Regions from separate parts of the Homo sapiens genome. Here region 2 is linked to region 1. Evidence: chromatin loops called from intact Hi-C (ENCODE). Cell type or tissue: CD14-positive monocyte. All regions are shown on one strand. Links, peaks and the distances in the headings refer to the core of each region. The heading gives the core; the rest is flanking DNA. Region 1 overlaps LINC00111 (long intergenic non-protein coding RNA 111). Region 2 has its middle 28 kb from the start of LINC00111.

The links. A loop is a pair of places that touch in the nucleus more often than their neighbours do. Peaks named below come from ENCODE experiments on the same cell type or tissue, not always from the same donor. Only the 100,000 strongest peaks of a DNase experiment are listed, where the experiment ranks them.
Region 2: a loop joins it to region 1, with 1.8 times the contacts of the local background. A loop is called at or near these places in 2 of 110 quality-filtered maps.

What each region holds. Positions count from the first base shown.
Region 1 is chr21:41,693,624-41,709,603 of GRCh38, forward strand. LINC00111 (long intergenic non-protein coding RNA 111) reads left to right here. Exons shown (of 3, transcript NR_024367.1): 3 at 3,615-3,713. Among named protein-coding and RNA genes, the nearest start is that of LINC00479, 14 kb to the right of the region's middle. RefSeq lists a silencer at 13,046-13,340. In CD14-positive monocyte, for the core only: no CTCF peak of the experiment used is centred there; a DNase peak (open chromatin) is centred at 8,328; H3K27ac peaks cover 537 bases.
Region 2 is chr21:41,642,823-41,658,802 of GRCh38, forward strand. No RefSeq gene overlaps it. Among named protein-coding and RNA genes, the nearest start is that of LINC00111, 28 kb to the right of the region's middle. In CD14-positive monocyte, for the core only: no CTCF peak of the experiment used is centred there; DNase peaks (open chromatin) are centred at 6,089, 8,819 and 9,219; H3K4me3 peaks cover 890 bases; H3K27ac peaks cover 566 bases.

The sequences.
Region 1 (15,980 bases), core at 4,629-12,628:
ACCATTTTAAGGGTGAGGAAACTGAGGCTTGAAGAGGTGAAACACCTTACCCAAGATGCCCATCGGTGGGTCACAGAGCAGTCCTGCTCCAAGATCCTTTCTACCAAGTCACCTCACTCATACAGGGAGGGTCACCAGATTGTGTAAAGATGATGTAACAGAAGAAAATCCTGCTCACCCACTCATCCATTCATCCATTTATCCATCCACCCATCCATCCACCCATCCATCCATCCACCCATCCATCCATCCACCTATCCATCCATCCATCCACCCATCCATCCATCCATTCATTCATCCAAATATCCATCCATCCATCCACCTATCCATCCATCCATCCACCCATCCATCCATCCATTCACTCATCCAACTATCCATCCATCCATCCACCTATCCATCCATCCATCCATCCACCTATCCATCCATCCATCCACACATCCATCCATCCATTCATCCATCCATCCATCCATCCACTTATCCGTCCATCCATCCACCTATCCATCCATCCATCCACCTATCCATCCATCCATCCACGCATCCATCCATCCATTCATCCATCCATCCATCCATCCACCCATCCATCCATTTATGCATCCACTCATCCATCCATCCACCTACCCATCCATTTATCCATCCACTCATACATCCATTTGTCCATCCACCTATCCATCCATTCATCCATTCATCCATCCATCCATCCATCCATCCATCCATCCATCCATTTGTCCGTCCACCTAGCCATCCATTCATCCATGCATCCATCCATCCATCCATCCATCCACTCATCCATCCATTTGTCCGTCCACCTAGCCATCCATTCATCCATGCATCCATCCATCCATCCATCCATCCACTCATCCATGCAATAATAATTTAGCCCCGAATCATGCTGGATGCTTGGAGTATGAAGTCCGATATGCCACAGTCCCTACTCTAGTTTTGAGGTGTCCCTACTCTAGTTTAGGGGAGATAGACTCATAAAGAGTTATTGTTGTTATAATATATTAAAATCTACAGTGACTACTTTCATGAAATACCTGGCCATTCACCTATATCCCGGAACAGAATGTTGTCAGTGCATGGTGACAAGCATGTTCACCAAGGTGGTGAGATGGCAGAGATCTGTGTCTTCCCATTTATCATGTTTGATGTTTTCCAAATTGTCTGTTTTCCGAATGTATTATTTTTATAATGGGAGTGGGGATTCTTTAAAACTTCAATATTTCTATATTGTCTAAAAGTCGATTGGTTCTTGGGCCCATTTGACACCTTACCTAATCAACTCTCCATCCTTGCTGCTCAGAGGCTGCCCTCCCCCAAGACTCCCCCAGCCCACCCCAGAACACCAGAGCTTTGCAAACCTCCAGTTCTTGCTCACCTTGAATTCTGTCTGCAGCGTTCTTACCATCACCTTTGCCTGGAAAATTCCTTTTCCCTCAAAATCTAGTTTAAAGGTCTGCTTTCCTGTGTCACGTGGCCTGCCTGCCTCTATGATTTTCCCCCACTTTCAGTGTTCTTCAAAATGTGCTATTTAATAGATGCATGATCTCCCCTATCAGTGCACCATAGTTTATTTCATCAACCCTTGGTATGGGATCATTTAGGCTCTTTCTGACATTTGCTATTATAAATAATGCCTTAATTAGCCTTCTCCTTCACAATCTTTGATCATATCTCTGTTTCCTTAGAATAGATTTCTAGAAATGGAATCTCCAGGGCAAAGAGTAAGAACACTTTTAAGGCTCTTCATACATAATTCAAAATTGCTTTCCAAACAGGTTGAACAATCTGTGCTCCAGCACCACAGTGTAGGCCTGCCTGCAGGAAGTCATTATTTCAAGTGTTTGTTACTTTGACAGCTGAAGATGCCACTGTTTCATTGTTTTAATTTGCATTTCTTTGACTGTCAGTTATTTTGAGCTTTGAAAAATGAGCTTACTTTAAAAAGTGTATTTATACAGTGTAGTGGTCAAGGGTGCAGGCTTCAGAGTCCAAGAGATGTTCAGACCCTGGCTCTGCTGATGAGGACCTAGTGACCTGGGGAGCCCTCGTGAAGATGAAATGAGGTCATGCACACAGGTCTCTCCGCTGGTGTCTGTGACCTGAGTGTGCAATCAACATTAGCTTCATTGTTCTCAGAGTTCTGAGAGCTTCCTTTGTTTTGTGCAATTTCTGTGCATGCTTTCTGACCAATTTGCTAGTGGAGTGTTTTTCTTATTAATTTAAAGGAGCTCTTCTATATATTTAGGAGTTCAACCCTTTGCTTGCCATATTTATGCTAATATTTTTTCAAATTTTTTCTCTTTGCATCATTTTTACTCCAGGAGATTTTTATTTTATGTATTCATACCTTCATTGATGGTTCCTTCCATTAATTTTATGCCGACAATTTCTTCCCAGAACTGAGATCCATTAAATATTGTCCTCTAATATATATTGTTTTACATTTATCTTAAATTCACAGGCAAACTACCTTGGTATAAATTAGGGAAAATCTAACCTGATTCTTTTCCAGTGTCATTCAGAAAATAATTCCCTTTTACGGACTCAAAAGCAGAAATGTGACATAATCAGATGTGTTTTTAAATAGCTTGCTGGCTCCAGTGTGGTAGGAAAAAAAACAGCAATCATAAAAAACAACCAACATTTATTTAGTACTTACTGTGTACAGGCTGTGTTCTGAGTCCTTTGCAGATATTCACTCACTCAACCCTCATAATCACCCCATAGGAAACAAAGGCTTACGCTGGGGTTTAAGTAACTTGCCCAAGGTCAGAGCTAGAAGCGGCTGAACCAGGGATGGGATGGAACCAGGAAGGGGCCATCAGAGTTAAGCAGATAAGTCAACGCACCAGTCCAGATGAGGTAGAGGGACTGGCCTAGACCACGGCAGGGAAAGGAGAGGAGATGGCATACTGGTCACGTATTGAAGATATGAGTCTGGGATTTGGCAGTCAACCACCCATTGCGGACCACGAGGACAAGGGAGAGCTCTAGAGCCCCATCTCAGCATGCAGCTGTTAAGTCCCTCAAAGAAGACTTGCACTTTCCGTAAAACCATCGCCTTCCTCTCCCTCACTGTTCCCAGCATCCCCGGACTGCACAGGGTAGAAAAGCAGCAAGTTTGGACCACAATCCCAAATACCGAAATCCCAAAAGATCAAAATCGCTAAAACCGCCAACATCTAACATCCCAAAAGTGGCAATTACAGGACAAGTTTTTTGTTTGTGTTCCTTTTCTTTTTAAAGTTTTTTTTTCACTATTTTAAATTGTCAGCATTTTCATTCACAGTTCTGCATGCTGTGTATTTCATCTTTGCATCATTTCCAATACTGGAGGTATAAATTGTATAGGGACTTTTTATTTTTATTTATTTATTTATTTTTGAGACAGGGTCTCTCTCTGTCATTCAGGCTGGAGGGCAGTGGCATGGCCACTGCTCACTGTAGCCTCCACTGCCCGGGCTCAATGGAGCCTCCCAAGGAGCCGAGACTACAGGCACACATCACCACGCCCGGCTAATTTTTGTATTTTTTGTAGAGACAGGGTTTCGCCATGTCATCCAGGCTTGTAGAGATTTTTAGAGTTCTAATTCTTTATGCATTTTTTGCAGATCTGACTTCATAAAAGTGAACTATCACAATGCTGCTTTGCAAGCTGTGTGTGAGTGTAAAAGCGTTGAAACTTCCTCAATAAATGAAAAGATATCTTTTTTGTACATCTGCATTTGTGAAAGACAACATTTCTCCAGATCTCTCTCAGCTCTTTGGGTGACTGCATATGTATGTGGCGGGGACCCATCGAGGTTGCTGCGCGATCTTGTCAGTAGACTTAGGTTGTCCGTCACGGCACTTCAGGTGACCGCAGTTATACGCCAGGTGCACACAATCACCAACCATAGCGATCTGCATTACCACATCTCCCTTTCTGACCCATTTCCTTATGAATACGGTTCATCTGCTCATAGTTGATATACCTGTGTGACTCTCATTAGCACACCTGTCTATGCTTACAAAAACATGTGTGTTCTTACTGCCTGTTTTATTAAAGTGGCCTATGAAGTGTTCCATTGTGCTTTTTATGTTTAATTTTTATGTTTTATGTTTAATTTTAAAACATACGTTTATGTTTTGTTTTTATGTTTCTCAAATAAATTCCCTTTTAAAAATGTAAATATTTTCTAACATTTTAAAATTATTTTTTACAGAATCAGGGTTTTAGGATTCTGATTTTTCAGGATTTCGACACTCGGGATTGTGTCTATTGGGATTATGATGCACTCCCAACAGCAGGCCGGTCCTCATCTGTCCCAAACAGCTCAGATGCGGTGGGCACTGATGTGGCCGGGTGGGCTCTTCGTTCCCGCCCACTGAAATCCCACCCACCTGTTTCTTTTCCTCTTCTTCCCCCAGCCACTCCCTTCCAAGAAGCCTGGCTCTGGCCTGAGGTTCCTGGGGAGGGAAGGTCCACGCAGTGGTCCAAGTGGCCTGCCTGAGTCACACCTGAGCCATCTAGTCACTTCTCCATTAGCTCACACTCTCTGAGCTACAGAGGCTTCAGGTGGTGTTAGGGGGCCCAGTGATCCTCTAGTCGACCAGCTCTTGCAGAACCAGCCATGACTAGGCCAGTCATTCGGGGTGTAAGAAGCCACGGTCAGTCCTCACTCTGGACCCTCCGATCAGACGACGGGCCTGCTGTTCTGAGACCGAGGCAGCATCTCTGCGAGGGCTGCAACAGCTGCTGGGCTGAGCGCAGACCTTCCTGATACGCCTCATCTGTGACCTCTGGGTGGATTTGAGCTCCTGGCTTTACCTCTATTGCCTATATGATCACAACAAGTTTCTTCTCTGTCCTCTGCTTCCTCTTCTCTAAGCTGAAGCCATTGAAGCATCCAGCTCAGTTTTCAAAAATTAATAGAGATTCATGGAAATAAGGTACCCACAGGATTGAGTCAGTGCCAGACCCATAGCAAACTCTCAAAATATACTAGCATAAAAAAAAAAGTGTATTAGTCTGTTCTCACATAGCTATAAAGAAATACCTGAAACTGGGTCATTTATAAAGAAAAGAGATTTAATTGGCTCACGGTTCAGCAGGCTGTACAGGAAGCATGGGGACATCTGCTTCTGGGGAGGCCTCAAGAAACTTACAATCATGGTGAAGACAAAGGGGAAGCAGGCGCGTCTCACATGGCCAGACCATGAGAGAGAGGTGGGGGAGGCGCCACACACTTTTAATCAACCAGATCTCATGAGAACTCTATCACAAGACAGCACCAGGTGATGGTGCTAAGCCATTCATGAAGGATCCACCCCAGTGATCCAACCACCTCCAACCGGGCCCCACCCCCAGCACTGGGGATAACAACTGAACATGAGATTTGGTGGGGACACAGGTCCCCACCTCACCACATCACACAATTTCTCTCCTTTCTTTCCAGGTAACCAGTTTGCAAGGGCTTGCCGTATCCTCCATAGATGGTGTAATTGGAAACGCATTTGTGGGCGTGGCGGTGTGGTCTGGGGGAGGAGCCCTAGCCCCCCTCTCTCCTCCAAAACTCTCACTGGTCACAGATTCACGTGTGTTTATAATTCCTCATTTTAAGAAAATATCATGATTCCCATTTTACCTGCCATTTTCCCCTCAGATGGCTGAGGGAAGAGTCTGGGATGATGATTGGCTCCTGTGCTCTGAGTGTGCAAATGCTCCAAGGGTGCAGCCATGCTCTGGGCACTCAAGTCAGTCTTAGTCAGTGCTCCTTCCTCTTCTGCCAGCTCCTCCCGTTCCAGTGACCATTCCTCTTGCTGAACCGGCTGGAGAAGGCGCGCGCGGTCCCAGGCCGCTGTCTGAAGGGCTTTCCATTTGTCTCTGCAGACAATCTCATATTCCTTTTCCAGCCTCTGATGGAAGGGGCGAGGGGGACTCCTCCAACCAGCTAGCTGTGCCTTTCTGACCCAGGCCCAGGGGCTGCTGCCTGCCGTGGCAGGTCACTGGCTGTCCTGGAACTTCCTGGACATTGCTGGTCTTGCATTTCCTATCGTGGAACACTTGCTCCATGACACAGGTCTACTTATCTGTCAACAAAACCACCTCATTTACCTGCTTCTCCACCCACCTCCTTCCAGCCATCTCCGCCCCTGCCCTCACTGGTGAATGGATGAATTACCCAACATGGCTTTGTGCTGGGAGCATGGCCTGCCTTGGAGAGAACCACAAACAATGACCTGGGCTGCATGAAGAGTCAGGTCAGCACACTGGTGAGGTTAAGTCAACTCCCAGAGGCCACGATGACAGGCCACGAAGAGTCAATGAGAGCCTTTTGGGTTTGATGCCCGAAGCACTCTGTCCCCCATCACAGTCTTTAGGGGCAAGTGCAGGAGCCTCCAGCCAGTCAGAAGACGTTTCCTCCAAGTGTGCAGCCATAGGTCATCAAAGCGAAGGGTATTTAGATTTCTCAAACAGAATCAGTAGGAGTTAGAGAGAGAGGGAAGAAAGGAGGGAGGGAAAGTTATTGGGAAGACCTGGCTCCCATGGCTATGGAGGCTGAGAAGCCCCACGCTCTGCCATCTGCAAGCTGGAGGACCAAGGGTGCTGGTGATGGTGCTGAGATTGAGTCTGAATCCAAAGGCCTGAAAACCAGGAGAGCGATGGTGGAACTCTCAGTCCCAGGGTCAGAGAAGGTGAGAGGAGATGTCCCAGCTCAGCAGACAGGAGGCATGAGAGGACTAATATGGTTTGGCTGTGTCCCCACCCTAATCTCAACTTGAATGTTATCTCCCAGGATTCCCACTTGTTTTGGGAGGGACCCAGGGGGAGGTAATTGAGTCATGGGGGCCAGTCTTTCCCATGCTATTCTCGTGATACTAAATAAGTCTCACAAAATCTGATGGGTTATCAGGGGTTTCCACTTTTGCTTCTTCCTTGTTTTTCTCTTGCTGCCGCCATGGAAGAAGTGTCTTTTACCTCCTGCCATGATTCTGAGGCCTCCCCAGCCATGTGGAACTTTAAGTCCAATCCAACCTCTTTTTCTTTGCAGTCTCGGGTATGTCTTTATCAGCAGCGTGAAAACAGACTAATACAGGGTCAATTTCCCCTTCCTCCACCTTTCGTTCTATCCAAGCCCTCAGGCGATTGGATGATGCCCACCTACACTGGGGAGGGCCATCTGCTTTACTGGGTCTACCACTTCAAATGCTAATCTCTTCTGGAAACATCCACACAGACACCCCCAGAAATTATGCCTAATATGGGTACCCCATGGTCTAGTCAAATTGACACCTAAAATTAGTCATCACTCAGAGTCTGTGTCTCTTTGCAACATTAAGTCAACCTCCACTCCCCTCATCCTCTCCTCCCAGCCACAGGTCTTGCCCCAAGAAGGACCTCCCACCCCATCCTTGGTCCTTCCAGGAGATGCAGTGTCTTCCCTACCCCTTCCCCAGAACACCGGTGATTCCGACGCCTCCTTCTTACATGCACCTTCCATTCACTCATTCTCTGAACAGCAGATCCAGTGGTTACCACCCTGGGATCAAGTCCAAGTAATGGATATTTAGTAACAGTGAGAGCTTGGGTGAGTCATTTTGCCTCTGAGAGCCTCCGTACCTCCATCTATAAAATGGGGATGATTTCTTCCCTGTAGGGTCATCATTAAGAGGTTATTACCTCCACTGAAATGAGTGAGTAGAGCAGAGGCATTTGTCAACTGTTGCAAATTTGGCAGAGCTGGGCTTCTGCAAAGGGCAGCTTCAGATTCTGTGACCCATGGTGGTAACAGGACTAATGCTTTGGTCTTTGGCAGCCTCCTGGGTGATGCTCAAAAAGGTGTCGGGGACCCGTTGGGCAGGTCCCAGGAGAGCTGACTGTTGGCCTTGGGTCATCTGGCCAGCAGCACCCCTTTTGACACCATGCCTCTCTGCGTGCCCCAGGAGGTCTACTGGCCTTCTCCACTGTGCCACCTAGCATTGGATCTGCCAAGTTGTGTTGGCTGAAGCAGAACCCAGAGCAGACACCCCAGGAACCTTCCCTGGAGTAAGGCTTCCCCCAGCGTGCCTGGGGGTCTTGGGCACTGCTCTCAATGTCTCCCAAGTATTAACCCATCTTGTTCTCATATAACCCTGTGGGGTCTGCATTCACTCTGCAAATACTGAGTGCCTGCTCTCTGCAGAGTGCTGTCGTACGCCCCAGAGACACATCAGCACACAAAGCCTGTGAAGACCCCTGTCACTGAGAGCCTCATGTCCTAACTGCATGACTCAGCAAACACAAGACACGCATTGTAGAATGTGCTGGAAGGAGCTGAGTGTGTCACAACTGAAATGAGGTAGTTGGGGTTGCCTTGCTAAGCAGTGACTTGATGCAAGTTCGATGACGAACCCCGTGGGATTCTTATGCCCATTTTGCAGATGACGAAACGGAGGCACAGAGCAATACAATTTACTGTATTAGTCCGTTCTCATGCTGCTAATAACAACGTACCCAAGACTGAGTAATTTATAAAGGAAAGAGGTTTAATTGACTCACAGTTCAGAATGGGTAAGGAGGCCTCAGGGAACTTACAATCATGGTGAAAGGGGAAATAAATGCATTCTTCACACGGCAACACCAAGGAGAGGTGCCGAGCAGAAGGGGGAAAATTCCCTTACAAAACCGTCAGATCCCATGAGCACTCACTATCCCTGATAACTGCCCTCATGGTCAAATTACCTCCCGCTGGGTCCCTCCCATGACACATGGGGATTATGGGAATTACAATTTGAGATGAGATTTGAGTGGGAACACAGCCAAACTATATCACAGAGTACTTGGTCAAGGTCAGGAGGCTTATATGAGGCAGAGGGCACCCAGGAACACAAGCGTCTGATTTCAAAGCCCATCTCTAAACTAAAACACAAACTTTTCCCTACAAAGGGCCTGGGAGGAAAAAGTGGCTTTGCAGGTCACATGTGGTCTCTGTCACCTATTCTTTCATTTTTTACAACACTTGAAATGTGAGAAAACCATTCCTGGCTCTCCAGCAGTGCAAAAACAAGAGCGGTGGCATGGTTTCCAACCCCGGCTCTGAACCACCAGGCTCAGCACTTTCCAAACTAAGTTACCTCTTCTCAAAACCCCGCACAGCACAAGGAAGAAGGCACTTCTATTTTACAGATGAGGAAACAGAAGCTCAGAAAGGTGAAATCACTTGTCTGTGGTCATGGAGAGCCAGACAGACATGATCCGGGCACCCTTTTCATTCTGTGCAACATGTCTTCATTCCCACTTTTGACACATTCTTAAATCCCTGCTTTAAATGCAGCATTCATGGCCAGACACAGTGGTTCATGCCTGTAATCCCAACACTTTAGGAGGCCAAGGCAGGAGGACGGCTTGAGCCCAGGAGTTTCCGACCAGCCCACACAACACAGCGAGACCTCAACAAATCTCTACAAAAAATTAAACAATTAGCTGGGTATGGTGGCTTGTCTGTAGTCTCAGCTACTCAGGAGGCTGAGGTGTGAGGATTACTTGAGCCCAGGAGGTTGAGGCTGCAGTGAGCCAAGATTGATTGTGCCATGGCACTCCAGACTGGGCAACAGAGTGAGATGCTGTCTCAGAAAAGAAAAATGCAGCATCCACAATTCCTCAAAGAATTAAACACAGAATTACCGTATGATGTAGCAACTCCACTTCTGGGTTTATACTCAAAAGAATTGAAAGCAGAGATTCAAAGAGACAATCACACATCCATTTCATAGCAGCACTATTCACAGCAGTCCAAAGGTGGAAGCAGCCAGGTGTCCACTGACAAATAAGCAGATACACAAAATATGGTCTGTCCATACAACAGAATATTCGTCAGCCTTAAGGAAGAAAATCTTGACCCATGCTCCGACATGGATGAACCCTGAGGACATTATGCTGAGTGAAAAAGCCAGACAGAAAAGAACAATAATGTCTGATTCCAGTTATATAAAGTCCCCGGAGTAGTCAAATCCATAGAGACAGGAAGTAGAAGGGTGGGTGCCAGGGCTTGGGGAGGGGGAATGGGGAGTGAGTGCTTCGTGGAGTGACAGTTTCAGTTTAGGAAAATGAAAAGGTTCTGGAGGTGGATGATGGTGATGGTTGCAAAACAATGCAAATGTCCTTAATACCGATGAACTGTACACTTAATAATGGTTAAGATGGTAAATCTCATGTTAGATATTTTATCACAATAGTTTTTTAAAAGCAACATTTATGGGAGGAATAATTCCCCAACCCCTGAACACCTGAGCGAATGTCCATCCGTGTGTCATCAACTTGTCCAGGGTGACAAGGGCCAGGCAGCAGCCAGGCCTACGAGGGAGGGAGTGGGGGGAGCCAAGGTCCGGGAGACGGAGGCTCACTCCCGCCCCAGATGACAGACCCCTCGCATCACACACCAGGCTGACTCCTCCACACCCAGGCGTGAGAGGTGGGGAGGGGAAACACCCTGCCAGCGAGAGACCCGCCTGCCCAACTCCCCCCACCCCACCATGCCCCCGCCCAGCCTGGCTCTGCAGCTGTAGTCCTAAGCTGGGCCACTCTGCCCGTGGCCCCTTCAGTGCCTTGGCCTCGAGGAAGCCCCACGTGTTGGGAAGTTGTGGCAGGCAGGGCCTGCAACCTGCAAAACTCCCAGCTTCTCGCAGGACATGGCTGCGGTGGGGACTTTCCCAAAGACCCAGGTGAATTCAGCTGACAGGGCCAACCTGTTTGTCTTTATGATCCCAGTGTTGTCACAGGCCCAGGACTGCCTGTCCAGGCCCAGGGAGGAGTCGCTTGGCCCCAGAATAGCCCCTGCAGGAGGTGAGCAATTACCTGGGCAAACAAAGAGAGTGCAGGTGTGCCAGGCGACTCACACACCTGACCTCAAACAGACACCACAGAGTTCAGGGGGCCACCCACTTATTGGAAAACTACATTATATTCATAGTGATCACTACTATTTATTGAGGTCTTATTATGCGCCATCCACTGTGCCTAAGTATTTTGCTTGTAATAATTCATTAATTCTCACAGCCACCCATGAAGAAAGCACTTTCACCCCCACCTTCCAGGTCAGGAAGCTGTTCCGAAAGGTCAAGTCACTGGCCTGGTGTCACTCAGTAAATTGAGATGTCCACTCCGTGGCCCCCTCTCTGTCCCTAGCACATTGATTAACCTCTGCTTTTCAAGGGTGGATTGGATTTTGGAGATTGACAAGTGCTGGCAGAGCCAAGGGAATGAAGTGATCCAGCCAGAGGCTACGCTCTGAGTTCCGCAGCAGGTGCAGCTCTCCAGCAATGAGCCCAAAGCCCGGCCATGTGGGTCCTAAGCTCACCCTGGAGGCAAAAATCCAATGGAGAGTCTCCAGCCATTCCAGTCGGGTTCTCTGGGGTCTGTCCGTCTCTGCTGTTGGGCTGAGCGGTGCAGAGGACTCAGGGGTGCCCTCAGGACAATGCAATCCCAAGAAGGCTGTCCCCCTCACACACACACAAACACAAACACAAACACACAAACACACAGCATGTGCAGCATGCCGGGTACACACAGGTCAAAGCCAAGCCGAGGGTGGTGGGGGGAGGGTGGGCTTGTATAGCCTTCAACACCCACCTCAAAAGCCACAGAGCATGCAAAGGACCAGACACAAGGAAAACCCCCTCCCGCCAGGCACCTTCCAGAAGGCACAGGTCAGGCAGATGGTGATGGCAGAGGAATGTATCAGGGGAAGCTGAGGTATAAAGGACCTTCAACAAGTTTGGTGACAAGGGAAGAGGACAAAGTGGGACTGTGCTAGCGAAGCATGTTGATGAGAGGAGTTTTTAAGGGTGGAAAGTTCTGAGCAGCCATGAGGGTGGAGGAGGAGGTCAGTGACGAAAATGCTGTATGTGAATTGTATCCACAAATGATATGTCCCAGTCCTAAACCCGGTGCCTGTGAATGAGACCTTATATGGAAAGAGGGTCTTAGAAACGAATCAAGTTAAGATGCGGTCATGATGGGTTAGGGTGGGCCCTAAGTCCCATAACACTGGTGTCCCTGTAGGAGGGAAGTTTGGACACAGACCTGAGTAGAGGGAGGATGAAGTGAGGAGGCACACAGAAGCGGGCGGGCCAAGGCCAACGTGGGGATGTAGTGATGCAGCCACCAGCCACGGAAGCCCAGGACCACGGGCCACTGACAGACATGGGAGAGACGCAAGGAACTGTCCTTCCCCAGAGCCTTCAGACGGAACACAGCCCCACACACACCTTGATTTCAGATGTCTGGTCTCCAGAACCATGAGAAAAAAAAATCTGTTGTTGAATTCACCCAGTTTGTAAAATTTGTGGCACCAGCCATGGGACACTCATGCAGAGGGTGACCTGCTTGGCTCCAATTTCTCAGAGTTGGGCACAAAATCAGCCACAACCCTGTGGTTGTGTCTGTTCTGAGCACAGGGATGCAGCCCACCCCTTCCTTTCCGCACTCTTCCCTGGGACAGCAGGGATCTGAGGAATTCCTCTAGGGGCCTGGCTGCAGGAGGTCCCCGCTCCAAAGCCCAAAGGAGGCAGGTGGGAGTAAGTGAACAGGACGGGAAACGCCGAGCAGGAACCTGCATAGTACGGGGGAGCCCCCAGGCCTGCCTACCGTCTCAACACCAGCATTTGGATTCCACTAGGAAGGAAAACAAGAAGACTGAAAAAGACAGAGAGGAGCAGGAGAGTGTGCAAGGGACAGTCTCTGTCTTCCACATTGGCTGTTTGCCAGAGCATGGCCTGTTGGCACCCCTCGCTTGTTCATAGGTGGCTGACAACATAGCCATAAATCCACCTGTGCCAGTCCATGAATGGACAAAGGGCGAGAGATGACCCTGCTTCAGCCACAGAGGCCAGTGCTCAGACTCCAGCCAGCTGGAGGCCCCCAGGCAGGCGAATGGGCTTGGGTTTCTAAGACCAACACAGAAATGCCCAGGTACACTGTGCTGCTTTTCTCTGGAGAAGAGAGAACGTCCCTTTCACCAAGTTATTATTTCTTCCTTTTAAAATTTGATTGTTATAACATTGTTTTAATAGTCAAGTAGTGCTGCAAGGCTTGTGATAATAAACAGTTGTTATCACTGCACCTCTTCCCACCTCCAGCTCCCTCCCCTGTGAGTCATCGGCCTTCAAGTCTCTCAGCTGTTTCTCTTGACCTTGACCTTCACACTTCCAACATGATTACAGTACTATTCCTTTCGGTTTTATCTCACTTACACCACCACCTCCCACACACTCCCACCTATTCCACCTACCCAGCATCTTCACAACTTACACAGTTACACAATTCGCAACCTTTGGCCAAGTCAATATTTAGTTCTGATATTACTATGACCACCATAAATGTTGTCACAACTAAACCACTTAGGGAACTAGGATGGTCTTTTCTTTTTAGTACAACTTTTTGATTTTCCTGGGGTTAACAATTGCCTCATTTTTTCATAAACTTAATTTTTTTGTCTACTACTTACCAATTATCCCCCCCCCAATTTTCTGATAGACCTATAAAAGTCCTCTCAACAAAGTCAAACATACTAAGTAATCATTCTTTTGTTGTTGCTTTGTTGTTGTTTGTCCTTCCCCTTGGAGACATCCCCTCCAGAGCTCTCTGTCCTATTTGTATCTGGGCTGGCTGACCTCTTGGCTTGTGGCACAGCTCCCCCTTGAAAGTTCCCTTCAACTTCAGTGAGAATTCCTTCGTATTTTTCTGGTGCTAAATCTAATGTGTCCTGTGCCTCACATCTTTCTCTTTTGGGGTTTACTTCCTTGTGCAAGTGACACCCATACCACAGGAACTTGCTGAGAAAGAATGCATGTGAGGTTCAATGATTTCATCTTGCATACCTTCAAACATCTTTGTTCTACCCTTACATTTGATTTTTCATTTATTATTTGAAAATGTGGCTTGCCTTTTCAGTAAGGAAATTCATGTCCTGCAGGTCGGTATTGTTTTGTTTTGTCTTTTGGCATCTTTCTCCTCTTTCTGCTCGCTCTGAGTGCCAACTCCAGAGCTGGTCTGGCTCAATTTCTCTATAGTGTGCACTTCCTGAGTTCTCTTCAGTGAGGTGGATGAGTCATCTAGCCAGGTGGATAACGAGGAAGTCTCAGGGACTAAGTGTCTCTGACAATACATTCAGCCACTACTACAGTATGAAGCCAGCCCCTCATCCCCACCTTCAGAGACCCCTGGTGCCTCAGATTCCTCGGCCATTCTGGAGCTGCTGTGCCCGAGGCTTGTGTAGTTGGAGATCATTTTGGCAGTCAGTGCTGCTTCAGCTTTCACTGTTCTGCTGTGCCAGCACATCACCAGGGATCACCTTTGGCTGCATGAACCAGAACCCCATTCCAGGGCTCAACCAAACAGCACTTTAATTTTCTTACCCAAGCAAGCAGTCCTGGCTTGTACAGCCTCCCCAGGATGTCACCAGGACCCCAAGCTCCTTCTATCTTGCTGCTCTGCCATCCTGTGTCACTTTCTTCCTCATGGAGGCTTCCTGGTCACAGGACACCCACTCCACCTCCAGTCTCTTGTTCACAATCCAAGGAGATGGAAGGAAAGAAATGATGAGGAACCAGGGTGGCTGCAATGTCAGCAACAGTATTTCCCAGGATCTCTAGCAGATTTTTTTTGGGGGGTGGTTTGTTTGTTTGTTTGTTGGGGTTTTTTGTTTTGTTTTGTTTTGTGACAGAGGCAGGGTCTCACTCTGTCACCCAGGCTGGCTGGAGTGCAATGGTGCAATCCTGGCTCACTGCAGCCTCGACCTCCCAGGCTCAAGCAATCCTCCCATCTCAGCCTCCTGAGTAGCTGGGACTGCAGACACGCACCACCAAACCTGGCTAAATTTGTTTATTTTTTTATAGAGACAGGTTTCACTATGTTGCCCAGGCTGGTCTTGAACTCCTTGGCTCAAGCAATCCAAGCTGGTGAGAACGTGGAGCCAGTGAAGCTCACACAAGTCACCAACGAGAATGCAAGATGCAATAGCCACTTTGGAAAATAGGTGGGCAGTTTCTTATAAAGTTAAACAGATACTTAATGAATGACCCAGCAATCCTAATCCTGGATATTTACCCAAAAAGTAAAAACTAGTGATCAGGGCAGGCACAGTGGCTCACGCCTGTAATCCCAGCACTTTGGGAAGCTGAGGTGGGCGGATCTCTTGAGGTCAGGAGTTCAAGACCAGCCTGGCCAATGTGGCAAAACCCCGACTCTACTAAAAATACAAAAATTAGCCGGGTGTGGTGGTGTACACCTGTAGTCACAGCTACTCGGGAGGCTGAGAGAGGAAAATTGCTTGAACCTAGGAGGCGGAGGTTGCAGTGAGCCAAGATCATGCCATAGCACCCCAGCCTGGGCAACAGAGCAAGACTCTGTCTCAAAAACATAAACAAAACAAAAACAAACACAAACAAACAAAGCCTAGAGATCACAGAAAAACCTGGAGACAAATGTTTCTGGCTGCTCATTCATAATCGTTCCAAACTGGAGACAACCCAAATATCCATCAGCTGGGACGTGGATAAGCAAACTGTGGGGAACCCTAACAGCAGATATTATTGTTCAGCAACAAAAAGGAACCATCTACTGACACTTACAGCGACATGGATGAATCTCAGACGTGTTACGCTGAGTGAAAGATGCCAGACACCAAAAGCCACACGCTGAGATCCCATGGAGAGGACATTCTGGAAAAGGCAAAACTGTAGAGACAGGGAACAAATTGGTGGTTGCAGGGGCTGAGAGTGGGAGCTGGGAACTGGCTGCCAAGGAGTGTGGGGGTGGTTTGGGGGTGATATAGATGTGGTCTATGTTTGGCTATGGTGGTGGTTACACAACTGTGACCACTTCGTCAAACTCATAGAACTTTGTCAAAACTCGTAGAACTGTACACTAAAACAATGAGTTTTACCGTATGTTGATTATATAACTCTATCTTTTTTTTTTAATAGGGTCTCATTCTATTGCTTGTCACCCAGCTCAA
Region 2 (15,980 bases), core at 4,714-12,713, 51 kb before region 1:
AAGGTATTGTTTCACATTTCTAATGTCTAGTTTTCCTTGGGTTTTTAATAGCACTTTCAGGAAGACTTAATTCAATTAATGTTTGGCCAGGGGAGGTGGCTCACGCCTCTAATTCCAGCACTTTGGGAGGTTAAGGTGGGAGAATCACTTTAATTCAGAAGTTCCAGACCAGCCTGGGGAGCACAGTGAACTCCTGTTTCTACAAAAATAAATAAATAAATAATAAACAAAATTAGCTAGGCATGATATAACTAGCCTGTGGTCCTAGCTACTCAGGAGGCTGAGGCAGGAGGATCACTTGAGCCCAGGAGTTCAAGACCAGCCTGGGCAACAGAATGAAACCCCATTTCTACAAAAAAAAAAAAAAAAAAAATTAGCCAGGTGTGGTGGTGCTAGGCTGTGGTCGTGGCTCCTCAGGAAGCTAAGGTGGGAGTATCGCTTGAGCCTAGGAGGTCAAGGCAGCAGTAAGCAGTGACTGTGCCACTGTACTCCAGCTGGGCAACAGAAGGGAGACACTGTCAAATATATACATATATACTACAATGGCTATTACTACAAATAGCTTAGAATAACTACAGTGAGGGCCGCCGCAGAGACTGGAGCTCTCACACCCTGTGGTTAGGAATGTAAAATGGTATAGGCACTTTGGAAAACTGACAGATTCTTGGCAATTAAATACACAATACCACATGACCCCATCGTTCTACTCAGAGCTATTTATTCAAGAGAAGTGAAAGCCTGTGCCCAAGTGAAGACTTTTGCATAAATGTTCATAGCAGCTTTATTTGTAATAGCCAAAACTAGAAACAACCCAAATGTCCATCAACAGGCGAGACGGATAAACACATCGTGGTATATCCGCGCATGGAAGGAGGCATATACTTTCTGTCTTGTTGTTGGGGTGGTTTCAGGACATGCCCATGTGTCGACACATGTCAAATTGTACACTCTGAGTATGTATAGTTTATTATATGGCAATTATACCTCAATTACCTTGTTTAAAGCCTTAAAAATGCTTTCCAGATTAGTAGTAATTGGGGTCAGGGCTCAGGGGAAGGTCAAAAGAAAACTTTTTAGAGTGATAAAAATGTTCTATTTCTTGATTGTGGTGATGGTTACACTACAGCTACCAATTGCTAAATTACAATGGGTGGATTTTATTGGATATAAATTGTAACTCAATAAAGCTGGGGAAAAATAAATTTGCACTGAAATATCTTTGCATATTAGGACAAGGGCAGAATACTGTGGTAACATGTAATTTTTATTTCTAATAAAGCAGACATTGTAGTTGCAGAGAAAAAAATTAAATTTAAATTTAAATTTTCATTTCTCTTGGACAAATATCTAGGAGTAGAACAACGAGGTCATGCGGTAGTTGTATGTTTAATTTTCAAGAAACCCTCAAGAAACGCTTTCTCAAAAGGGAAAAATAACATGTTTACATTGAAGCAAAAAACTAATATCTTCTTTTTTGTATTGATTATCTGAATATTAAAAAACAATTACAAGCTGAATAATTATTCTTTTTTTTTTTTTTTTTTTTTTGAGATAGAGTCCCCAGGCTGAAGTGCAGTGGCATGGTCTCGGCTCACTGCAACCTCTGTCTTTTGGGCTCAAACAATTCTCCTATCTCAGCCTCTCCAGTAGCTGGGACTACAGGCACGTACCAGCATGCCCGGCTAATTTTGGTATTTTTTTGTAGAGACAGGGATTCTGCCATGTTGCCCAAGATGATCTTGAACTCTTGGGCTCAAGTGATTCTCCCACTTTGGCCTCCTAAAGTGCTGCGATTACAGGCAGGTGCCACTGTACCCAGCCTGAATAATTATTCTTGATACCTAGTCACATTCTTTAATCAGTTTTTTAGCCTTATTTGATTCTATCACCATTAGTGGCATTTTTTCAGAAGAATGCATTATTTTCAGAGCTATCTTATTTTAATCTCTCATAAAATTGCCTAGAAACTTCTTTAAGAAGACATTTTTGTGGCTAATGAATTTGAATTTGCCGACCAGCTAAGTGGAATCTTCTCCGTAGACCCTGAGGTTGTCAGATGAATGAGCATCTGTGGATGAGCTAACTCTGCTCAGGACAAGACAGTTTCAATTTTTTCTAATGGAAAGGTCAATATTTCACCGAGATATTGTCACAGATCCTGTGTTCTGACTTCAATCCAAAGGATCTTTCTTTCCTAAGTGTCTTTATAGGGCAAATTGGGTCAAATAGGCTTTTTTCATGCATGATTCTTTTAAATATTTTGTCAAATTTAGGTGTTAAAAGTCATAGGCCTTTTCAATTTTACTCCATTCTGATACATACTATACATATATCCAATTAAAATAAGAGCTCTACAAAATTTGTTCCACACATTGAGACACTTCAGGAATAAATTTTAGAATTCCAAAGTCACTCTCCTACACGGGGTAGACATCATGCATTTTACTCAGTTCCTCTCTTACTTTTGTGGTGACAAATTTAAATAGTCTTTCTGTTTGCAATCTTGTTTTTAATAATTGTAATAATTTGCTAAAAGTTTCAAAAGTTTTTAGTTATGTATTTGTTGAATGGTTTGATTAAAGATTTCCCACTGATTTGGAACTAAATGCAAGGTAAGTCTAGAAGACCCAATTACGCACACACAAACACACACAAATCTATTGTAAGTCATTTAGGTGGATTTATAAACTACTTTCTCTGGGGCTGTGCACTTCTAAAATCTAATGATGGAGCAAAAAGGAAGAAAGTATATATTGTCCTGATTAAGGCCTTCTTGCCACTTCTATTAGCATTGTTGTGGCAATGTTGCATTTTAGTACATGTAAAAAATTTGTAAGTTTTAATATCGGCAACTTTCTCTTGAATTAGAGGCGTATTAAAGTTTAAGACTCACGCATAAATTATTTGTTCACTAAAAACAGTTCCAACTTGATTTCTGCTCTATGCTTTTTTTTTTGAGACTGAGTCTCGCTCTGTTGCCCAGGCTGGAGTGCAGTGGTGTGATCTCAGCTCACTGCAAGCTCCGCCTCCTGAATTCAAGTGATTGTTGCGCCTCAGCCTCCCGAGTCGCTGGGATTATAGGCGTCTGCCACCACGCCTGGCTGTTTTTGAATTTTTAGTAGAGACGGGGTTTTGCCGTGTTGGCCAGGCTGGTCTCAAACTCCTGACCTCAGGTGATCCGCCCGCCTTGGCCTCCCAAAGTGCTGGGATTATAGGCGTGAGCCACCGCACCTGGCCTGCTCTATACTTTTTAAATTTGATAATAGCACATTTCTACATGATGCTGTACGACACCAACATTTGTATTTGTAGTATCACCATAAGAACAATGACACCAGCAATATTGAATAGTTAACTGCAAGTTACATCTTGCATTTTTAAAAGGAGCCAATGATACATCTTCAACAGAACGAATGTTCAAAAGCTTTACTTTTTTTTTTTTTTTTTGATGAAGTTTCATTCTTGTTGCCCAGGCTGGAGTAAAATGGCACAATCCCTGCTCACTGCAACCTCTGCCTCCTAGGTTCAAGCGGTTCTCCTGCCTCAGTCTCCTGAGTAGCTGAGATTACAGGCATGCGCCACCACGCCAGGCTAATTTTTTGTAGAGATGGGGTTTCTCCATGTTGGTCAGGCTGGTCTCAAACTCCTGACCCCAGGTGATCTTCCCACCTCGGCCTGCCAAAGTGCTGGGATTACAGGCGTGAGCCACTGCACCTGGCCTCAAAAGCTTTATTTTTATTTAATGATTTAATAAAAATTAAGTTATTCCAATTAACTGAGTGGGCTTTTCTGTTGGAAGCATCTGATAATACACATATTATATCCACATCACTTAACGGTCTGTGAAATCCTGCTCATGGAGGTAACACATAACAGCTATCACGTCATCGAGTAAATCATAAGAAAACTCGAAGTTGACAAAGAAGGAAATTAATGAGCACTGACATTTGATCTACATGAAAAGTCCCAGAGTGACATGGCTGCAGGCGTCAGTCACTGTCTTTGGCTGCCTGAAAAGAGTTACCAGCTTTTGAGGCCAATGCTGCTGTTTCTTCTGCTTTTCATGTGCTTGGTGATGTCACTGCATTTACCGCAAATGGTAAACGTTCACAAACATTTTGCGTAAGTAGACATCATAATCAACTTTCCGGAGAAACAGAAATCCAATAACTTAATTTTATATTTTGCATGCACTTTCATTTTATTTTTTAGTTCACCATGGCCCAAAGGGTTTATGACAAGTGTAAAAATGTGTTGCCAAATGGTGAGATAAATAGAGTTATGCCATAAAATATAGATAGAACCAATCTTGAATGTAATAAGTTTCATATTTCAATATCTAGTTTTCCTTGGGTTTTGAAGTTTACCTTACAAATCAACTCATTTTATTTGTCAAGCCAGACAATTTTAATATTATTTTCAAGGAGACTCAATTCAGTTAATGTTTGGCCAGGTGTGGTGGTTCACGCCTGTAATTCCAGCACTTTAAGAGCCCGAGGCAGGAAGATGACATGAGTCCAGGTGTTCAAGAACAGCCTGTGCAACACAGTGAAACCCCATCTCTGAAAAAAAATAAACAAAATTAGCCAGGCGTGGTGGTACATCCTGAGGTCCCAGCTATTTGGGAGGCTGAGGTGGGAGGATTGCTTGAGCCCAGGAGGTCAAGGCAGTGGTGAGCCGTGATCACGCTACTACATTCCAGCCTGGACAACAGAGTGAGACCCTGTCTCAAAAAAACAAGATTAATGTTTGAACAAATGGATTTGAACTACTAAACGCCCTAAAGGTATCGATCATATTTACAAACCTAATAAATGAGGTTCCCTTAAACACGTTAAACTGCATTGCAAATTCATTACTGTCTTCTAAAATTATTGTAAATGGTTCCAAGAAGCAATAACACCTCCAGTACTAAAGTCACTCCACTAAATCCAACAAGTAGAGTTTGAACAGGTGAATGTCCACGCCCTGGACTGTCCCAACATTGTGCAAAAGCTCAGTAAAATGCTCTTATATTTTCCACCCAAAATCACAGGCTAAAAACAATTGCTCAGTGACATGATTTAAACCCAAATCACAAGGCTAATTCAATGTGTTTTTCCTCTAATGTGCCAATTTCTCTTAATATTTCAGACACTTTAAATACCAAACATGCCCAGTATTTTTATTCTAGACTTAATTCTCCCCATACTGATATTTGTGGTTGACTTACTCCATCATTCTGATGTTTAGTTCTAAGCCTTCCTCATGTTAAAAGACTCTTGCCAGCTAAGAAAAAAAAATGCTGCCTTCCCAGGCAGATGGGGGTTCCCGTCCCCTCCTGAAGTTGCTAGTAAGTGGGTACTTTTAACTTGGACACAGGTCTCTCTCTCCCTGATACACCCGCAGCTGTGTTGAGCCCTTTTTAGGGTCAAAATGGCAACCGGTGACCAGGACCCCAGACCCTCTGTATTTTCCTCATGCCCCAGTTCCACCTGGATGGAGCCTGCCCTCCCACTCCTGAGACTAAGGTGTGGCACCACACGTGAATGCACAGGGAACAGGCAGTGTCCACACAGCTCCTTCAGGAGCAGGCGCCTGTCCTCTTTTCCTTTCCTGACTTCTTCCAGCTGGAGCTGTACCCATGCCTGGGGCCACAGGACGGAGGCCACAAGCCCACCAGAGAGGGCCACAGCGCGGGTGGAGTTAGAGTGGCTTCCCTCTGGACCTCGAACATTCTGACAGCTTTGTCTGGCTGCACATTTACAACACTAAAGTTGTGTGGACTGCAAGACCAATGGGCTGGAAACCCAAAGCAAATGCATTCCAAGGGAGGGTGATGTCTCCGTGGATGTGTGAAGCTGAAGATAAGGCACAGCAGCAGGGTGGCAGGAAGAGCAGAGAAGTGTTCATGGCTCAAGATGGCCAGTGACCAGCTGGGCCCCGGGGGAGGCAGAGGGAAGCAAAGCGCAGACCCGTGTCCCGTGTCCGGAGGCAGCTGCTGCACCCAGACGTCCCTGTCCCTCCTGGGACCAAAAGTGTCTCCTAGCTGTGAGTGGGAGCTCAACATAACTCCACAAGATGAAACCTGCATTGGGGCACCAGAATGACTCATGTATGGGACTTGCCGTTATTATGTCATCTTTTATCTAATTCAGCCAAAATCCTGACTTCTTTCCAAAAATGTCTTGGTTTTTTCAAAAGTCCCAAGTTAAGCCAGGCGTGGTGGCTTACGCCTGTAATCCCTACACTTTAGGAGGCCAAGGCAGTAGGATTATTTGAGCCTAGAAGTTCAACACCAGCCTGGGCAACAAAGTGAGACCCTGTCTCTACCAAAAAAAAAAAAAAAAATAGCCAGGCATGGTGGCACCTGTCTGCAGTCCCAGCTTCTTGGAAGGCTGGGGTGGGAGGATTGCATTGAGCCCAGGAGGCCGAGGCTGCAGTGAACCATGATCACACCACTGCACTCCAGCCTGGGCAACAGAGCAAGACTTCATCAAAAAAAAAAAAAAAAAAGTACCAAATTAAAGGACCACATTCAGAAATTGTTGAAGTAAGATGATTTCAAAATAAAATAAAACATTGTAAACAGTTGAAAACCACCAACAAATGGACACTGATTGAATCGATTAGGGTAAACCTATAAAATAGAACATTTTGTAGACATTCAAAATGTTGCGGAAGAATGTTTAATGAGGGAAAGTGTTCATAGTATGTAAAAAAAGGCTTTATTATAGCATAATCCCAATTCTATATAAACATTTATTTACAGTTTTTAAAAGCTAAATTTTAAACAACAAAAACAGATTCAGCATTAAAAGATGAATCATAAAATTAAAAACATATATTAAAAACAGTTTGAGTCCAACTTCGCCTGACTGATTTCTCATGGTTCCCTCGGTGGCAGCCCCAGGCCGAGTCCGTCAGCCTAGGTTAGACTCTGGCGGGGCAGAAGGAGAGCTTTGCTTCGGTGTGCTGGGGAGCGAGCTCACTTGGCATAAGCATTTTTTTTTTTTTTTTTTGAGACGGAGTTTCGCTCTTGTTGCCCAGGCTGGATTGCAATGATGTGATCTCGGCTCACTGCAACCTCCACCTCCTGGGTTCGAGCGACTCTCCTGCCTCAGCCACCTGAGTAGCTGGAATTACAGGCGCCCGCCACCACGCCCAGCTAATTTTTTTGTGTTTTTAGTAGAGACAGGTTTTCACCGTATTGGCCAGGCTGGTCTCAAACTCCTGTCTTCAAGTGATCCGCCCGCCTTGGCCTCCCAAAGTGCTGGGATTACAAGTGTGAACCACCACACTCGGCCGGCATAAGCATTTTAAGCCTCCTGGTGATAGAACTTAGAAGATGCTTACTAATTGCACCATCTAGCACTTAGAGGATAAAAGATATTTGATGTGGAGTCTGAAAATCTGGGTTCCAGCCCCCATTCACTGTCCACTGACCCTGAACAAGAGACAGCCTGCCCTGGACTTCCAGGTTGATGGAATGAGCTACGGTACTATTCCTCCCCACTCACAGGGCTACTGGGAGGGTAAAACTGGACTCGAGGTTGATGGAATGAGCTAAGGGACTGTTCCTCCGCGACTGTTCCTCCGCACTCACAGGGCTACTGGAAGGGTAAAATGCTCAAGGTGAGTGAAGTAGCTTGCAGGTGGCAAAGGGCATGTGAAAGTTCTTTGGGACCAGGTTTTCACATTGAGGGACATTTTGGACCTCTGTTATCTCCTCTCCTCTGTCTTCACCTGCTCTCTAAAACCTGGTTACCTCATGGAAGCCAAGCAGGAATAGCTCGAGACTGCATATAAGCTGCATTGACTGACTTAATCCTGCACCCAGCCTGGTTCCATCTTCACTTCCAGAGAGGTGGTGTCTGCTGGCTCTGTTCCACGCATCTGTGCCTCCTCCAAGGGCCAGAAGGTCACACAGGGAGCCTGGGAGAGAGGTTGTTTGTAGGGCAACACCTTTCTTTGGTTTGGTTGTTTAGTTAAACAACACACATCACCATGGTGCGGGCAAAACACAAACACGCTATTCCTCTATTCTATTCTCGTCCATTCCCAAGGCCTACAGCCGCCCACGAGCAGCCACCAAGGCACGCACCCCCAGGCTCCCGAGCTCAGAAGGGCCTGTGCGTCCGTCAAATCTCTGCTGCGGACGTCTTGAAATCCTTAATACTTTCTGAACGAGGAGCTCCGCGTTTTCATTTCGCACTGGGCCCTGCAGAGTCTGTCCTGCCTGCCCACTCCTTCAGCCAAGGTTCCGGCACATCGCAGACTTTGTCTGGGGCTCTGCAGGGCTGAGGCTCATCAACAGGAGAGAACTTTGGAGCAGCAGAAGGAGATAGTAGAGGAACAGCCAAGCAGGTGGAGGATTAGGTCTGGGACACGGAGAGGGTGTCCCCTCTTCATCCCCAGGTTCTTCCTTCCAAATTGCAGGAAGGGACGGGTTGCACATACTTGCTGCATGCACTGCGTTGCAAAAGGCCGAGGAGAATGAGGGGGAAACTGCTCCCTGGGATTCTGAACCCCGCCCCCCCTCCCAGTGGATGGCCAGCTGTATTTCTGAAATGCAACCAGGGGTGAAAAGAGATTGTTCCATGTTTGTCCTCAAATACTTCACAGCAATGTCACATTAATTTTTTTTCCCTTCCTGAGTTCCGTCTGGTTTGCAGCCAAGGAAAGGAGGCAGAGAGGGCGTGGGCAGCCCACGGGTCCAGCGAAGCATCGCTGTGTCCGAGAGGCCCTGCCAGCTCGGGGCTCTGGGAAAGAGTATGGACATGCCCTCCCCATGGGCACCATCCCTTCCTCTGCCAGGGAGAACTTCCTCCTGGCTGCTGCTCCTGGCAATGGCTTATTTCCTCAACACAGTCATTAAAAATCACTCTTAGTAGTTCAAATTTAGAAACAGGAACTGGCATATATCTTATTAATTTCTAAAATAGTAAGTACAAAACCAAAGAGAAACGGAATTTTTACAACACTTTCTCCTTATTTCCTAACAAGCCCAAATGCAAAACACAAATTTATGAATGGCAAAGGCTTCAAATCAAACCTGATGATCTTTGACCTAGGGCACTGCCCATAATTTGCAGATGAAACAAGAGAGGACAGATCGGAGAGGTGGAGTAACTTACCAAAGATCACACAGCCAGGGTGAGGATCCAGTTCTTCTAGATCTTGGGCCAGGAGAAAAGGAGAGGGAGCCTGACTCAAGCTACAGTCATTGAGGTCAGAGAACCAAGGGTCACACCAGACATCACGAAGATCCAACTAGTGGCCGGAGAGAGTCACTGGGGGTGATAACCAGGCCTGTCTCCCAGCCAGCGAGGGAGTCAGGGCCTCCCAACAGAGCTAAGCGGTGCCAAGGGACCAGGTCGAGGACAAAAGGTTTATTTGATGTGAGGCATTAGCACCTACTAGCACCTTACTGTAGGGAGTTTTGTTGCATTTTTTAATTCAAAATATTTTAAAAATAATTTTATTGAGCCGTAATTCATATGCCATAGAATTCACCCAGGTAAACCGTACGATCCAATGGTGTTTAGTATAGTCACAAAGTTACACAATCATTGCCACAGTCAATTTTATCTTTATTATTATTATTAGTTTTTCTTTCCAACTTTTGTTTTCGGTTCAGGGGGTACCTGTGCAGACTCGTTCCCTGAGTAAATTGTGCATCGTGGGAGTTTGGTGTACAGATTATTTCATCACCCAGGAACCAGCATGAGACGCAGTAGGTAGCGTTTTGATCCTCACCCTCCTTCCACCGTCCACCCTCAAGTAGACTCCAGCACCTACTGTTCCTTTCTTTGTGTCCATATGTGCACAGGGTTTAGTTCTCACTTCTAAGTAAGAACATGTGGTATTTGGTTTTCTGTTCCTGCATTAATTCACTTAGGATCATGGCCTCCAGCTCCATCCATGTTGCTGCAAAGGGCATGATCGCGTTCTGTTTATGGCTGCACAGTATTCCATGGCATATATGGACCACATTTTCTTCATGCAGTCCACTGTTGATGGGCATCTAGCTTGATTCCCTGCCTTTGTTACTGAGAATAGTGCTGGGATGAACATACAAGTGCATGTGTCTTTATGATAGAAGGATTTATATTTCTAAAGGATTTATATTTCTTTTCTTTTCTTTTTTCTTTTTTTTTTTTTTGAGATGGAGTTTCGCTCATGTTGCCCAGGCTGGAGTGCAATGGCATGATCTCAGCTCACTGCAACCTCCACCTCCCAGGTTCAAGTGATTATCCTGCCTCAGCCTCCTGGGTAGCTGGGATTACAGGCGTCCGCCATCAAGCCCAGCTAATTTTTTGTATTTTTAGTAGAGACGGGATTTCACCATGTTGGTCAGGCTGGTCTTCAACTCCTGACCTCAGGTGATCCACCTGCCTTGGCCTCCCAAAGTGCTGGGATTACAGGCATGAGTCACGGCACCCGGCCAGAAGGATTTCTATTTCTTTGGGTACATACCACAGTCAATTTTAGAACACGTTCATCACTTCAAAAAGATGCCCTGCACCCTCTAGGCATCACCTCCTCAGCCCCACCATTCCTTCCCCCAGCCCCTGGCACCACTAAGCTCCTTTCTGTCTCTATGAATTAGCCTATTCTGGGCGCATAGATAGAATCGTTCAGTATGTGGCCTTTTGTGTCTGGCTTCTTTCATCCAGCATGATATCTTCAAGGTTCGTGTGTGTTGTGGCATGTGTCAGAGCTTCCTGCCTTCTTATGGCTAATGTTCCATTGTGCAGATATTCCATTGCGCGAATATGTCCTATGGGTAGATGCTCTGTTTCTACCAAGGCCCAGCAGGCTGCCCAGGGAAGGGGCCCTGTGAATGGAGTGCAATTCTCTGCTGCACCTGTGCTGGCCTTGCTCCAGGTCTCTAGCCGTCGGCCCTGCAACACCCTCGTTGGTCGTGCTGGAGGCCCCCCCTGACATCTTCCTCTTCCTCAACTACCTCTAGGGACGAGGAACCTGCCAAGTCCTATGGTCCTGGCAATAGGGTTGCTTGTGCCAGAGCCTCAACCTGCCACACATTTCCTTTCTTTGAGCTCTGCTCAAAGCTAGCAGCCTTCCACTTCGCCTGATTGGTGGGTCAGAGAGGTATTCCAAGGTGCAGCACATGCTGCCTTCAAAATCCAAAAAGGCTGCCAAGCACTGTGCTTCCTTCTTAATGGTAGGAGGTGCAAGGTGCAATAGCTTGTACTTTACTTTGGAAGGAATGTTCTGGCAGGTCCCAAACCATTCTAAAAAATTAACCAATGCAGCTGGCCCCTGAAGCAATACAGAGTTTATCTACTCCCCTTTGGAATGCACATGTCTTGCCAAGGAATTCAGAATACAGGACTTGTCCCTTCCTGCTCCTTAGGTCTAATCAACATGGGGTTCATATAATGGGCCACTGTGGTGTTCTGCAGACTGTCCGGGTGGTCTGGGTCACCACCAGCTATATTGCAACAGAGCAGAATTAATGGAGTCCTGGGGAGAGATGGTGCATGTGTATTGTTGTCTATCTCATGTAAATAAAAACTGCCTCTGATCCTTCTCTCTGGTGGGTATTGAAGCCAGATGGTTACAAATGTCATACCAGAGGCTAGAGTGATCTCTGGCATAGACCCCACACCCAGCCCAACAGCTGTGATTGGAAGGGTCTACTGTCGCGGACATGACCCACCCAGCTTCGGCAAAGGCTGGGCTGGTGAATTGGATGGTGTATTAGTCCGTTTCCATGCTGCTGATAAACACATACCCGAAACTGGGCAACTTACAAAAGAAAGAGGTTTAATGGACTTACGGTTCCACGTGGCTTGGGAGGCCTCACAATCATGGCAGAAAGCAAAGGCACTTCTTACATGGTGGCGGCAACAGAGGGAATGACAGCCAAGGGAAAGGGGTTTCCCCTTATCAAACCATCAGATCTCATGAGACTTATTCACTACCACGAGAACAGTATAGGAGAAACCACCCCCGTGATTCGATTATCTCCCACCAGATCCCTCCCACCACATATGGGAATTAAGGGGGTAAAATTCAAGATGAGATTTGGGCAGGGACACAGAGCCAAACCATATCAGATGGGAATATGATGACAACCACCATCCCTGTGTTAAATTAAGTTTATACATTGCAAACAATGCTATTCACTGTCTCATATAAAAATGAAATGTAGGCCGGGCGCAATGGCTCACGCCTGTAATCCCAGCACTTTGGGACCCGAGGCAGGTGGATCAAGAGGTCAGGAGATCGAGACCATCTTGGCTAACATGGTAAAACCCCATCTCCACTAAAAATACAAAAAAAATTAACCAGGTGTGGTGGCGGTTGCCTGTAGTCCCAGCTACTGGGGAGGCAGAGGCAGGAGAATGGTGTCAACCTGGGAGGCGGAGCTTGCAGTGAGCCATGATCACGTCACTGCACTCCAGCCTGGGCGACAGAGCGAGACTCAGTCTCAAATAAATAAATATAAATAAATAAATAAATAAAAAATAAAAATGAAATGTAGCTCATTCACACTGCCAAATCTCTCTCATATTCTCCTTAATATTTGATGATGGCATGATTCCGGTTATTACCTTGACTCATTTTGAAATGATAAATAATATACTTAACTCTCACTTCTTCTTTCCTCAGTTTTGCACAGTAGCTTGATTCTCCTCCGTGTAAGTTGATCAGCGTTTCCCTCGTGCAATTTACTTCATCTTTTCTCACCTCCAGTTGCACCATTTCTTCCCAGTTTCTTACTGTGGTAACAATACTACCACAAAATTGACCATCTTAACATTGTTAAATGTAGTGTTTAGCAATACTAAATACATTCATAATGTCATGTAACAGTCACCCCATCTACCTCCAGAATTCCTCTTTATCTTTTAAAGCTGAAATCGTATATCATTAAATAATTGCTCCCCATTTCCTCCTCCCCTCTGCCCCTGATCATCACCATTCTACTTCCTGCCTCTATGAATTTGATACCCTAGGTACCTCAGGTAAGTGAAATCGTGCATTATTTGTTTTTCTGTTACTGCCTTATTTCACATAGCATAATGTTCTCAAGGTTCATTCATATTGTAACAAATGTCAGAACTTCCTTTTTAAGGCTGAATAAAATTCCATTTTTAGTATATGCCACACACACACACACACACACACACACACACGGATTAAAAAAAAAAAAAAAACACTTTACCTTCCAGAACCTGAGTTACAACCACTGGGTGGGTCAGAGGACCCAATGTACCTGCTGTGTGAGATGAGCCGAGAACTGGAAACTTCATGTATTACTTCACCTCATACACCCTCACCCTAGCAAGGAGCCGTGAAGGCGCTTTGAATCTCTAGATGTCAGAATTAATTCAGACTCTAAATCCAACAGCCCCCAAAAGATCTGGACATGCTCCTTTTCCAGTGGACTACCTGAAAAATGGCTCCAGGGCCCTCCAGGAAAGGCCTGGGGAATCGCTGCAGCTTTTCTCATGGTGAGATTACGGCATCTCATTGTGGGGACTTGGCTTCTCCATTCCATGGGTTCCTGCTCAGGTCTGGAAACTGGCAAAGGACTGTGACTTTCTACCAGTCAAAAGATATTAAGAATGATGGCCACTCATTCTTAAAACCTTTTGATTTTAAATATTAAATAATACTCTTTTTAAAAATGTTATCTTATTTTATAAATAGAGACAAGGTCTTGCTATGTTACCCAGACTGGTCTTGAACTCCTGGGCTCAAGTGATCCTTCCATCTCCCAAAATGCTGGGGTTACAGGTGTGAGCCACTGCACCTGGCCTAAATAGTATTCTTAGTATTAACTGTTGTATCAGTCATTGTTCCACCATTGAAACAGAATCCGTAGGAAATACATGTCGAGAGATTTATTGCAAGGAATCAGCGTGTGCGATGGTGGAGGCCGCCTAGGCAAGTCAGGAGGCACAGGCTGGAACTCTGGGGCACAGACCAAAGCTGGCATCCCCAAGGGAGCTTTTTCTTTAGGAAAGTCTCATCTCTATTCTTCAAGCCTCTGAACAGATCAAATGAGGCCCACACAGATTCCCCAGGACAATCTCCCTTACTTAAGGTAAACCAACGATGGACTTTCGTCACGTTCACAAAACACCTTCACAGCAGCAACGAGACAACAGTTTGAGTGAATAACCGGGGACTCCAGCCTGGCCGAGCTGGCATGTAAACCCCCCATCACACCTGACCATCTCTCTTCTGGGAGCACTACGTTCTGCCATGCAGCTCTCCAGATTCCTGCAGGCCAGGAGTCTCTGGCTGCCTTTCTGACCTTGCTGTGCAGTACAGGGATCACACTGACCTTGCTTCTGATGGTTAAGGGTTGAATAGTCTCTGCCAGTCCAGCAGCCCATCACCCCCACTGCTGCCAGGGAGTTAGTTCTGTAACAGCATCTCCTATCATCATCCACATTCTAGAGAGAACAGCCTCCACTCCGATTCTTGGTAGTGTTGGTGTCCGCCCACCCCATGGAGTGTCCCCTGGGCCCTTCTAAGGAACCCAGCTGACAGGTTTTCCAACATTCCCCAGTAGACGCATTCTAGCACAGCCCCTTCCCTGAGCCACTGTCTACCATGCAGGGTGCAACTATTCTTCACTTAATGTGGACTGTTGGCTTTTCCAAGCTTTTTAGGGCCATCCTAATGGTGCATTGAACTTTCCCAGGGTCCTTCTAAGGTGTCAAATCCTGTGCTACAGTGACAGCCTTCATGGCAGTAAATTTCTTATCCAGCTTTCTTTTCTGTTGTTGGGGAAGAGAAACCTTTCCTTCTACCCTTATAGGTTTAGCAAATGAGGGCCTGTGAATTAAACTGACAAAAGACAGATTAGCAAGAGAAAAGAGAGAGTATGTGGGGTGGGGGGGCACCGGTAGTGGGTGCTTGGTGGCTCACACCTGTAATCCCAGGACTTTGGGAGGCTGAGGTGGGCAGATCACGAGGTCAGGAAATCGAGACCATCCTGGCCAACATGGTGAAACCCTGTCTCTATTAAAATACAAAAAATTAGCTGGCTGTGGTGGCGTGCGCCTGTTTTCCCAGCTACTCTGGAGGCTGAGGCTGGGGAGTCGCTTGAACCTGGGAGGTGGAGGTTGCAGTGAGCTGAGATCATGCCACTGCACTCCAGCCTGGCGACAGAGCAAGAATCAGTCTCAAAAAAAAAAAAAAAAAAAAAAAGGAAAGAAAAGGCAGAGTTGATTTACATGTCCAGCACACACACATGCAGAGTGCTCAGTGGTGAGGAACTCAAAGGGCCCGTGCCTGCAGTGTGAACAAAATACCAAGCAACAGAAATTTATTTCTCACAGTTCTGGAGGTTGAAGAATCCAAGATCAAGGTGATGTAGGGCAGACAAGCCCAAAGTGGAGCTTAGCCTGTGAAGACACTTGGTTTTGCCCAGGAAAGAATTTAAGGGCAAGGCAGAGGTAGAAGGAAAGTTTCATTGAAGCAGTGGAGTTACAGCTCCAGGACTGCTCCTGCAGAGTGGAGCTAACCCACAGGCAGTGAGTAGCAGCTCAGGGCAGTTCTGTAGTCATATTGATACCTACTTTTCATTGCATGCAGATTAAGGGTGGGTTATGCAGACATTCCTAGGGAATTTTGGGTCTTTGGGTCATTGCCATGGAAAGGGGCAGTAACTCCCAGGCGTTGCCATGGCGATGGTCAACTGACATTGCACACTGGTGGGCTGTCTGATGGAAAGCTGCTTCCACCCCAGCCCTGTTTTAGCTAGTCCTCAATTTGATCTGATGTCCAAGCCCCACCTCCAGAGTCAAGCCTCACCTCCTACCTCCCTAGTGCCAGCAGATTCCGTGTGTGGTGAGGGCACGCTCTCTGCTTTCAAGATGGCACTTTCTGCCTGCATCTTCACGCAATGGAAGGGATAAGGCAGCCTCTTCCACCTCTTTTTTAAGGGCACCAATCCCAGGGATGAGGGTGGGGCCCTCCGGATTTAATCTCCCCCAAATCCCCACCTCTTA